Regions from separate parts of the Mus musculus genome. Here region 1 is linked to region 2. Evidence: chromatin loops called from intact Hi-C (ENCODE). Cell type or tissue: left cerebral cortex. All regions are shown on one strand.

Region 1 (5,000 bases), 51 kb after region 2:
GTTAGCTTGTAATTTTGTGATTTTGCTCACACAAATGTTGAATGACTTTTTTTTTTTAAAGTGTATTCAAGAGTAAAATACTGCCTGTATCTCAGAGTAATTTCCTTTCAAAAATAATTTATTTAAATTATGCTTGTGTGTGGGGTGGAGTAGGGTTGGGGGAGGGCTGGGGGGGACGATGTCAGGGTATGTGCAGGTGAGTGCAGGTGCCCATGGGAGCCAGAGAGAACCCTGGATCATCTGGAGTTGGAGTTAAAGGTTGTTATGAGCCTCCTCACAAGGGTGCCGGGGACTGAACTCTGGTCTCTATAAGAATAGTATGTGCTGTTAATCATGGAGCCATCTTTCTAGCCTCCACTTCTAACTAGAGGATAGAGTGTCTGAAATTACTCAACGGTTGTTAATTCTGGCTTAGGGATTCACCAAGTCTTTGTCCTTGGGACAACTCGTGAGTTTTAGTTTTCTTTTGAAGTCTTTGTGTGGTCTAAGTTATGTATATGTAGCTTGTTTTCTGTTGTACATATAGAAAATCCTTAATTTTAAAATGATTTATAGAATTGTTAACAGGGAAGGTTTTTTAAAAAATTTATTGTTTATTTTATGTTCAGTAGTACTTGTCTGCATGTCTATCTGTGTGCAGGTGTCAGAAACTAGAGTTACAGACAGTTGTGAACCACCATGTGGTTGCTGGGAATTGAACTCGGGACCTCTGGAAGAGCACCCAATGCTCTTAACCACTGAGCCACCTCTCCAGCCCAAACAGGGAATGTTAATTGAACAAAATTAGACACTGAGTAAATCTGTGATTCAAATTTACTGGGTTTTAGTAGTTTTAAGGTATAACTTGCTATTCAGAGGATTGATCAGTCAATTGATTTATTGATCTATCTGTGAAGTTACCCATTTTATTTTGGTTTTCGTTTGTTTGTTTTTGTCTTAGCATTAGGGTCCTAAGTCTGTAGTTTAGAAGACGACCAAAACTTAACTTGTTACTTTTTTCCCCTAAAATTCCTTAAAGACATTAATTGGTCTGTTCTTATAATGCTGTTGATTAAACTCAGGTCCTTGTGCCTGCTAGGTGTGGAGTCATAGACTCACATTCTCAGCCTGAAGAGACTTATTTTTACAACATCTCTGAAAAACATATATTTGTTTCTTGTAAGCCTTATTAATTAAACACCAGGATGGAACCTTAAGGCCCTAGCCTGTGGTAAAGGTGAGACAGATGGACTCTAGTGTAGTGTTGGTTTGGATGTGGAGCCCAGTGGACTCAGCTAGCTAGAGGGAAGCCTGCATTTGGTCCATGTATTTGTCAGAAAAATGAAAGAAGGAAGGGTTGGAGAGGAAAATTGTTCTGCTATCTTCCTAGAAGGCACTGAAGGCTTACTAGTCTTTGGGGACATTACTCAAATTGTCTAAACATCAGGGTCATCACCTGTAAAGTGGGAAGATTATAGTACCTGCCCTGTTGGCTGCTAGTGCATAGGAATAGTGTGACAAGGAGTACTAAGAGATGTGCAGATCGCTTTGCTACTTCTTGGCACAACCATGTTTTCTAAGTAATTGATAATACGATGTAGTCGTTGTTTTGATGTAGTAATGATGGATGAAAATCAATGCTTGAAGTGCATTGGAAGCAAAGGGAGTAGAACGCAGGAAAGGACTCGATAAAGGCTTAACAGCTGGCCCTGGGAGCCGTGAGGAGGCACCGGGGAAACGGGTCATGCCCTCCCTTGTCCCAAGGAAGTAAGGCTTTCAGAGTGGCTTACACAAATCCCACACTTCTGGGTTGTTTGTTTTTGTTTGTTTTTATTCAGCGTATTTGTTTTGATGAACAATGAACGTGTGCTATTTTAAACTCTTTTGGTATTAAAGTGTGCGTCTTTGGTTCTGACTGAATAAGCTCGTTATCAGTACTTTTTTGTGTGGCTCGTTAGTGTGCTGTCTGAGCAGTTACGCTGCTGCTCTGTTGTATAGAGTCACTCTTTAAGACAAACAATATCTGGAAGCGTGGCCAGGTACCTTCACTGAGCTGGAAGAGGGAGACATGGGGGGAGCAGTCAGGAAGCATGTAGGTGGGAAGGGTTTCCTGTTTCCAGGCAACAGCAAGGCGCTACAGACGGAGAGCAACTTGAATATAAATTCATTCAGGAGAGGGCATTTTACCACCCTGCCTCCTATTAGGGACATAGACTGTGGGAAAGAGGGTGGGGTTTAAACTTGATTTGTCAGTAGTTATCTAAAGCCATTTCTCATGAGCTTTTGTGTGTTTTACTGAAAATATGGTGGGCCAGTGACTAGGTTAGAATTCTACGGTATTTTCAAAGCAGCAGCATCTACATTTGCCTTTTACCCCCCCTCTGGAAGCACGGGGTTTCTGTGGCTTCATTTTCCTGCCAGTCTGCTTGAGAGCCTGAGATGCTCTTGGGCCCTACGCAGTCTCTTTCTCTAACTCCATCTGCAGGAAGGAGGGGGAAGCGCAGCGCACTGGCGCCAGTGGAGGTGCCACCTGACTCTGAGGAGCCAGCAGAGGTTCGCAGGAGCCAGAGAGCCCTCGCTGCCCTGCTCGTGCCATTTCCCCTCCTTATGAAAGGAAAGACAGTGGTGGCAGAGGCTATTTGCACTCTAGCTAGAATGGTTCATTTTGAGATTTTGGAAGTAGGTGGTTATTTAAAATTTGAGGCCCCTCCTCAGTGATTTTATATCTGGGGGTGTAATCTGTGGCCATTATGGACCCTTGTTCTTTACTCCAGCCTCCTTGTTAGGGAGAGAAGAGCTCTCTCTGTGTGCTTGCAGAGCGCAGGGCCTCTTTCAGATTGCATTTTCTCTGGAGTTGTTAGTGTGAGTGGCTTTCCTCCTAAAACCTGCTTTCCATTGTTTATCTTACTTCTTGGGATTAAGTATTTTTCAGAATGGAAGTCAGATGAGTGGTCTTGTCAAGGCAGATCATGCACAGATCGTTCTTTGGTTAGACATGGAGAGGAGAGCAGAGCAGGTGCTGCCTACGGTCTTGGAGCCGTGTGTGTTTATCACTCCATTAGGAGCCTGCCATAGTCACTTGTCCTGTGATATTTGGCTACCTTAAAAAGACTTCCCACTTAAAGGGCTACAGAGACTGTGCTGCGGCTTAAGCAAACACACAAGGTCCAGGCTTTATGTAGGATCCCCTGTCGCCATGCGTGTCCAGGGATGAATCACTTCTTGAAGGGTCTAATCTGTCTCCTTATTGTCCTCTCAGGAAAGGGTCACATTATTTAAGTGTAACTTCTGAAAGCCTGGCAGGCCTTTTCAAGGAAATGTTGATGGATGCTCTGTAGTCCCTCCCATCCCAACGGACTTCTTTATGTTTCTTTCTACTTAGACACTTAACCTATGTTTAGGGCGCCTCTTTTATTACCAGAAAGAAAAAGTTAAAAGAGTAATCCTTACTATTGATACGGCTTGTTCTCCAGTTTGATCCCTGGTTCTTTAATCAGACATGAAGTTTCCTCTTCTAGTCCCTGGCCACATTCAGTTGTTTGTATATAAGAACAGTAACAAAATCCTATTCTTAGTGAATTAAAAATCCTTATTCGTATTTTCCGTAGGCCTTTAAACTGTTTTAGGATTCTGAGTTAGCAATCTCTGGAATATCTTTGTTGATTATGTCATTGTTTATGGTGGTGGATTCCCCATAACTGGATTGTATTTGAGAAGTTTATTTCTAAACACAACAGATATTAAGAAAAATATTTTTAAGTAAAATTGGTTGCTTAAGTTGTTTTGTAGACAGTTTAGATAATTTTAATTATCAGTTTTATATATTTTATGTATAGAAAATCATAAAAAGATTATCATTATAAATTGGAGACCCATGCTTATTTTTATTTATTTACCTATCTATATGTATTCTTTTTTTGCTTGTTGTTGTCCTGATTTTAAAGAAGTGACTCTGTTACAGTATTTTGAATAAAAGGAGGCTCTTAAGTGCATTGGATTTTTCTCAGTTAATTTTTGAGACAATTATTTTCACTGTCTCCTTTCAGCATTGCTCTGATTGGTAATTCTTTTGGATGTACAGCATCGCTTTTTTATCATATTCCCAGATTCATGCAATAAAATGTACTTAGAATTTGTTTTATTGTAATGTAGATAGTAGCAAGATTTCCTATTACATTAGTAAAACATTAGTTTTTGATGTCAATTATATTAAATGTGAATTCTTAAATTTATCAAAACTATATCTGATATGTAGGTGTGTTATCAGGAAAATGTATCCCAAGGTTAAAAAATGTTAGGGAGTATTTAAAGTAAGAGGAAATGTCATGGTTTTAGTCTTCTATCATTATGCAAATAAATGTTCAAGTTTGGAAAACCTAAATTCAAGGTTCTGAATTTTCAAACAAGGTAATGGCTTTGTTTTAAATATCTTCAATTATATTATCATTTATTGAGCTTTGTATAATAGTTATTTTTATACAAACACTGTTGCTGTTGTATGCTTTTGGTAGCTTGGAGTAGATAAAAGGGAAATTCAATATCATATCACCCCTGCCTCCACCCCTGCCCACACCTTGCCCTCATCCCCCACTCCAGTCCTCCCAGGAAAGGAATGGCCCTTCTTGAGTTTGTTTGCTTATTTGTTTTTAGACACTCTATAGTCCTGGCTGGCCTTGAATTACAGAGGCCGTTCTGCCTCTGCCTCCCCAGTACTGGGATAAAGGTGAGGAAATTTGTAAATAGGCAAGGTTGGCCTTGAAATTTTGACAGTCTCCAGGACTCTTGAGTGCCACCATACCTGTCTCTTATGATTCTTAGAATGTCTCTATTGGTGATCCTTCATTTGTACCTGGCTCTTAGTCAATCTGAATTGAAAATCTCATATTTTCTTCGTCCTTCTGTTTTCAAATGCTAACAATGTTTTAAATATGCTGAATAGATAGTAACTATGGTCTTAAGCAGAGAATATTTTTAAAAGTAGCTTTGTAAATCGAATTGTATGCCATATTATAACTAGTGGT
Region 2 (5,000 bases):
CGCAGACTTCAGACCAGTGTACTGTGGATAAGGAATACTTGTTTCTTTCTGTCAGTTGCATGCAGAGGGATATGATAGGACTTTCAGTATTATCACTTGGAATACCCGTGGTTTAGAGGATTTTTTTCTTTAAAATTTATTTTCTTTTAAAAATAAACAGAATACCACACCTCTAAACAGTACTTCACTTTCTAAACTTCATAAACTTCTTTTTCTTTAGGTTTCTTTTTCTACTCTTATGCAAGCACACATGTTCACTTAATTTATTTATGACTATGAAAAAAATATCTTAGGAACGAATCAAGGAAATAAAACAGCTGGGACAGATGTGGTGGTGCACACCTTTAATTCCAGCACTCAGGAAATAGAGGCAGTGGGGTCTCTGTGAGTTTAAAGACAGCCTGATATATCTAGTGATTTCCAGGCTAGGCAAGGCCACTCAGTCAAACCTTGCCTCAAAAAACAAAAACAAAACCACCCCCCCCCCCAAACAAACAAACACACAAACAAAAAGTCCAAAACCCAAAACCAGAACAGAAAGGTTTTCTTACTCGGTTTACTTTTAAAATTTAGGCTATCAGTTAGACTATAAAAATCATACTATTTAATCTTCAAAACTGTTTGTATTTAAGATTCTTGAAAATTTTGGATCCTGGTCAGAAGGAACTCCAGGAAAACATCTGGGACCTAGAATAGTCCCAGTGAGTTGTAGATGCTGAATAACCATTTAATGAAGGCAATCTTGGGAAAGCTTATTTTAATCTTTAAATAAAAACTAAAATCAACTCTAAGAATGAAGGAGACTAAAAGAACTCATATGCTCAAAAGATTGCTCAACTAGTTAAAAACTTGTGTGTGCATTTTATTCTGTTTTAATTCCTAGGTTCGGTTCTTTCTAAGTATCCCTTTGACTTGTTTATATCAAACTGTTAACAAGATCTGCCAAAGATACAGCATAGTAAAAATATCATTAAAACTAGATCTCGCTTTCATTGTCTCTAGAAATCACCCACCATAGAGTAGTCATATACAGCGGGAAATACATAAAACAAAGGATGTGTGTGCGTGTGCGTGTGCGCGCGCGCGCGCGCGCGTGTGTGTGTGTGTGTGTGTGTATTATAAATCTTGGCTATATTGAACCAAGAGGTCTATTTCTAAGGCAGACTGTCGATTGTCATTTTCCCACAAGGTGTGTAATTTCAGCACACCTTGTGTACCCATACAGGTGATTGCCCTCTGACTTTCAAGTGCACATTCGGCTACTTTAGCATAAGGTTTATCTTTGTTTCTGCCTGTTGTATTGATTTTTTTTCTTACTTTCTGAATTTGCTTGCTAACGAGGCAGTCACAATCTCAAAGCATTCTAGTCTTGATAAACTTATCTCGCACTATTTTGGCCTATGTGATGGCTAACCCATTGACAAAAGAAATCTAAGCTGATAAAAGCCTTTCTCGGCCACTTGTTAGCAGGCCGGGCTGTAAAATCATAACACAATGCTCGCCTCTTTCATGGGGCACCACAAGGCAGCGATCAAACCCATCCCTCCTCACTTCCATATCCAGTGGAGTTGTAGTTTATTACCATAACCCTCCCAAGTCAAAAGGACACCAGTTTCAAGCCTGGCAACTTGGTATAGAGAGGGCTTCCTTCCTGACCCCTACTCTGCTGGGCCTCACTACCTGTCTTCGCCCACTGTCTACAGGTCCCGAACATTAGAAAATAGAAAATGTGATGATCTTTGTGTGTCTCTGTGAAATGTGTGTATGTGTGCGTGTGTTTGGGTGTAACGCGCCTCCTGTTTGGCTGCGCCGCCCGTCCGTCACGGCGCGGGCCAATGGCAGGCTGCCTTATATAAAATGAGTGTTTTCAGTCTCTCCGGGTTGCATGTACTGTATGTGGAGCAGTGTACAGTGGAGCGGAGGCAGCGCGGCTCCGCAAGCTCCTCTCCACTTTCCCATAGAGAGCCCCTGACTGGCCGCTGAGGGCGAGCCACACACACGCCCTCGCGCCGCGGCGAGCCCGCGAGGTAGGCGCCCGCCATCCGCAGCCTTCGCAGGCGCTCTCCCGCACTTTCTGTTTTCCTACTCACTTGCGAGCCGCCGGGGCTGCAGCCCGAGGACTCCGCGGCAGGAGCGGCGGCAGCGGCGGCGGCAGCCGGTAGGGTGGACTTGAGGAAGGCGAGGGGAACCCGCGCGTCCGGAGCCCGAGCCGCCACCGGCCGGCGCCTCGCGGGCCACTTTCCCCTCAGCCAAAACTTTGGGTGGCGAGAGGTCGGGCCGAGGGTCGCGGCGGCCGCGCCGGCGGGCCCGGGCCGGGGGGCGCGCGGCGCTGCCCGGCGAGCGCGAGCTGGGGGCCGGGCTGGGGAGGAGTAGGCCAGCCGGTGCCAGGCTGCGTTTGCAGGCAGCACCTCTCGGCGCCCGGGCAGCGCCGCCCGAGGGGGCACGGAGCCGGGGCGCGGGGTTGAGCCGCCCGAGGAAAACAACAACGGAGCGGTCCCCTCACGCCGGCGGGCGGCTCGTGGCCGCCCCGGGAGCCCCAAACTTCAAGGAGGCGAAAGTACGTGGAGGAGCCCCGGGCAGGGCTCGGCTGCCGGGGGAGGTGGGGCCTGAGGAGCCCGGGGCAGGGGTGGAAGGTACGGGAAGGCTGCCCTCGGTGGGTCGGGGCTACATTTGGTGTGTGTGCGACGGTGACCGGGACCGGCAGCCCGGTTGCTCGTTCATCTGCAGAGTTAGGATTTGGGTGTTCCGGCCCCGAGATCGGTGTCCCCCTCACCCCCCACCCCCAGCCAAATGCGCGGCGAGTGGAGAAAGTGCTGTTCCAGTGCCAGAGTAGCCTGGAGGAAGAACAGGGGAGAGGGGAAGAAGGCGAAGAAGGCGAGAGAGGGAGAGGAGGGGAGGGGAGGGAAAGGGGAGAGGGAGGGGAAGAGAGAGAGAGAGAGAGAGAGAGAGAGAGAGAGAGAGAGAGAGAGAGAGAGAGAGAGAGAGAGAGAAACGGGAGGGAAGAGAGGAGGGGGGAGAGGACGAGGGAGGCTGTGTCAGGATTTTGCTTGAATGTGGGATTATGTTGTGTCAATAAGTTTAAGGTGGAGAGAGCGAGGCTGGGGGTGGTGGCGGTGGAGGGGAGGAGGAAGGCCTTGGCTGGTTAAAGACTCATTCTGAAGGTAAGTTATGGCATTGCACGGTCGCGATGACAGAAAACTTGCAGATCCTTTATCCGGGGATGGGGTCGATGCCTCTAGAAAGAGCTCCCCAACCCTCGGAAGCCACGCTCGTGTTACACTGTTATTTTCTGCGATCCGGGTCGCTAGTAAATTACAGAAATCAGACTGGAGGCTTCTTTCCCTCCTCCACCTCGAATCGCTCGCTCACCCTCAGAAATGTATTATTATTATTATTATTTTAAAATTTATTTTGGGGAGATCGCATGAAACTTAACGTAACTGAGACCGAACCGGATTCTTGTAATTTACAAGGACCCCGAATCCAGGAATCTGGAACACGTTTATGTGTGAAATACCCGCGATCATTTCTGCTAAATGAGGAAGGTAAAACGAAACGATGCAAAAAGCTAAGACACAACATGTACGACAGAGGAGGGGGGGGGGAGAGGGAGAGACACAGAGACAAGCTATTTTTTGCTTTCCTTTCTACAGAAAGGAAAATAAAGCGTGCATTCCCCTTCCTTCCCAGTGTGTAGGGTCTAGTCAATATTTTAACTGTCTGAGGACAAATTAGCCCAGGTGGATCTTGTTGAAAAGTTTCTCGAGGTGGGGTGGAGGTGGGGGGGGGAGGTAGCTGGAGGGGGAGGTGGGTGGAGGTGGTGGGGGATGGGGACCGAGCTAGCTCTGCCTCGGCTAATGGTCATTGGCCTGGGGCTTTGAAACCATTGCCTGTCCTGCTAATGACACGTCCAGTTCTCGTCTACCGGCCGTGGACGCCGGGCTGCTGTTCCTGGGGCTGGCTGGCGGGGACTGGGGTACTTTCCCTGCACGAGGAGGGGCGCTCTCGGCCATCCCTTGGGGCTGCCCACTCGCGGCGTGGGTTCCCCACGCGCGTCCTCTCCCCTGCGCGCCGCCGCCACCTCTGCTCGCGCGACTTTTGTAGCCAGTCTACGGCCAGGGGGCGCGGGGGTCCCCGCAGCGGACATCTCCGGGCGGCCACCCGGCACCCGGCCCCACGCGCGCCACGCCGCGCGGTCCAAGGCTGGAATGGCAGCGCGGGGCCGGGCGGCGGCGGTGCCTCCCTGGGGGGCGGCAGAGGCAGCGGCGGCGGGATCTTCGCCGGGGCCCGCGGGAGGAGGAGGAGGAGGAGGAACGGGAGGAGGAGGAACGGGAGAAGGAGGAGGGGAAGGAGGAGGAAGAGGAGGCGAAGGAGGCGTTTTTTCCCCCCAGACCGCCGCCAGTTCGAGCGGGCACGGGCACAGGGACACCCCACTCGTTGCTCCTACGTTCTGGAAAGGTGTTTAGAAGACTTTTACGCCCGGAGTGTAGGGTTTGCACTTCATTTTTTTCCTTCCCCCTCTTCCCCAAAGCAAGATGGACTCTATTGCCTTTCTCTTTCTCCCTCTACCTCTGCCTCTGTCTTGTCAGCCTTAAAGATCGACATTTTGTACTAAGATGCAAAGTTGATGGTGACCAGCAACAAAGCCTGGGTGGGCTCCCGGGATCCCTCCCTCTCTCCTTCTCCCTCGGCGTTTCCTAGCCTCCCCCACCCCGACCTCGCCGACCTGGTGGCCTGAGCTTGCTGTCGTGGGCTGTGGAGAATTTGTTTCCCCAGGTCGACTCCGATCTCCGTCTCAGAATTGTGACCCAGCCAGGCTGTTGGGAGCTGGCTGTGGCCGCCCAGGTCTGCAGCGCTGAGGGCTGCGATACCTGGACCCGCTGCTACGGTTGCTCCTCCAGGCTGCCTGGCTCTTGGGCAGAGGGAGGCACGGAGTGCCTATCGATCTTTACCGATTTGGTTACCGGTGTATTTGCCCAGGGGGTGGTGATCACTTGTGC

What was found. A loop is a pair of places that touch in the nucleus more often than their neighbours do. Peaks named below come from ENCODE experiments on the same cell type or tissue, not always from the same donor. Only the 100,000 strongest peaks of a DNase experiment are listed, where the experiment ranks them.
Region 1: it touches region 2 in a loop (4-fold over the local background); 9 of 42 quality-filtered maps call a loop at or near these places.

Annotation. Positions count from the first base shown.
Region 1 is chr16:50,378,618-50,383,617 of GRCm38, reverse strand. All of the region lies in intron 2 of Bbx (bobby sox HMG box containing), which reads left to right. Among named protein-coding and RNA genes, the nearest start is that of Bbx, 51 kb to the left of the region's middle. In left cerebral cortex, a CTCF peak has its summit at 2,474; DNase peaks (open chromatin) are centred at 1,588, 2,127 and 2,452; H3K4me3 peaks cover 1,166 bases; H3K27ac peaks cover 634 bases.
Region 2 is chr16:50,429,269-50,434,268 of GRCm38, reverse strand. Bbx (bobby sox HMG box containing) reads left to right here and starts at 1,880. Exons shown (of 17, transcript NM_027444.3): 1 at 1,880-2,027. In left cerebral cortex, CTCF peaks have their summits at 2,117 and 4,167; DNase peaks (open chromatin) are centred at 3,544, 4,034, 4,355, 4,729 and 4 more places; H3K4me3 peaks cover 3,609 bases; H3K27ac peaks cover 1,712 bases.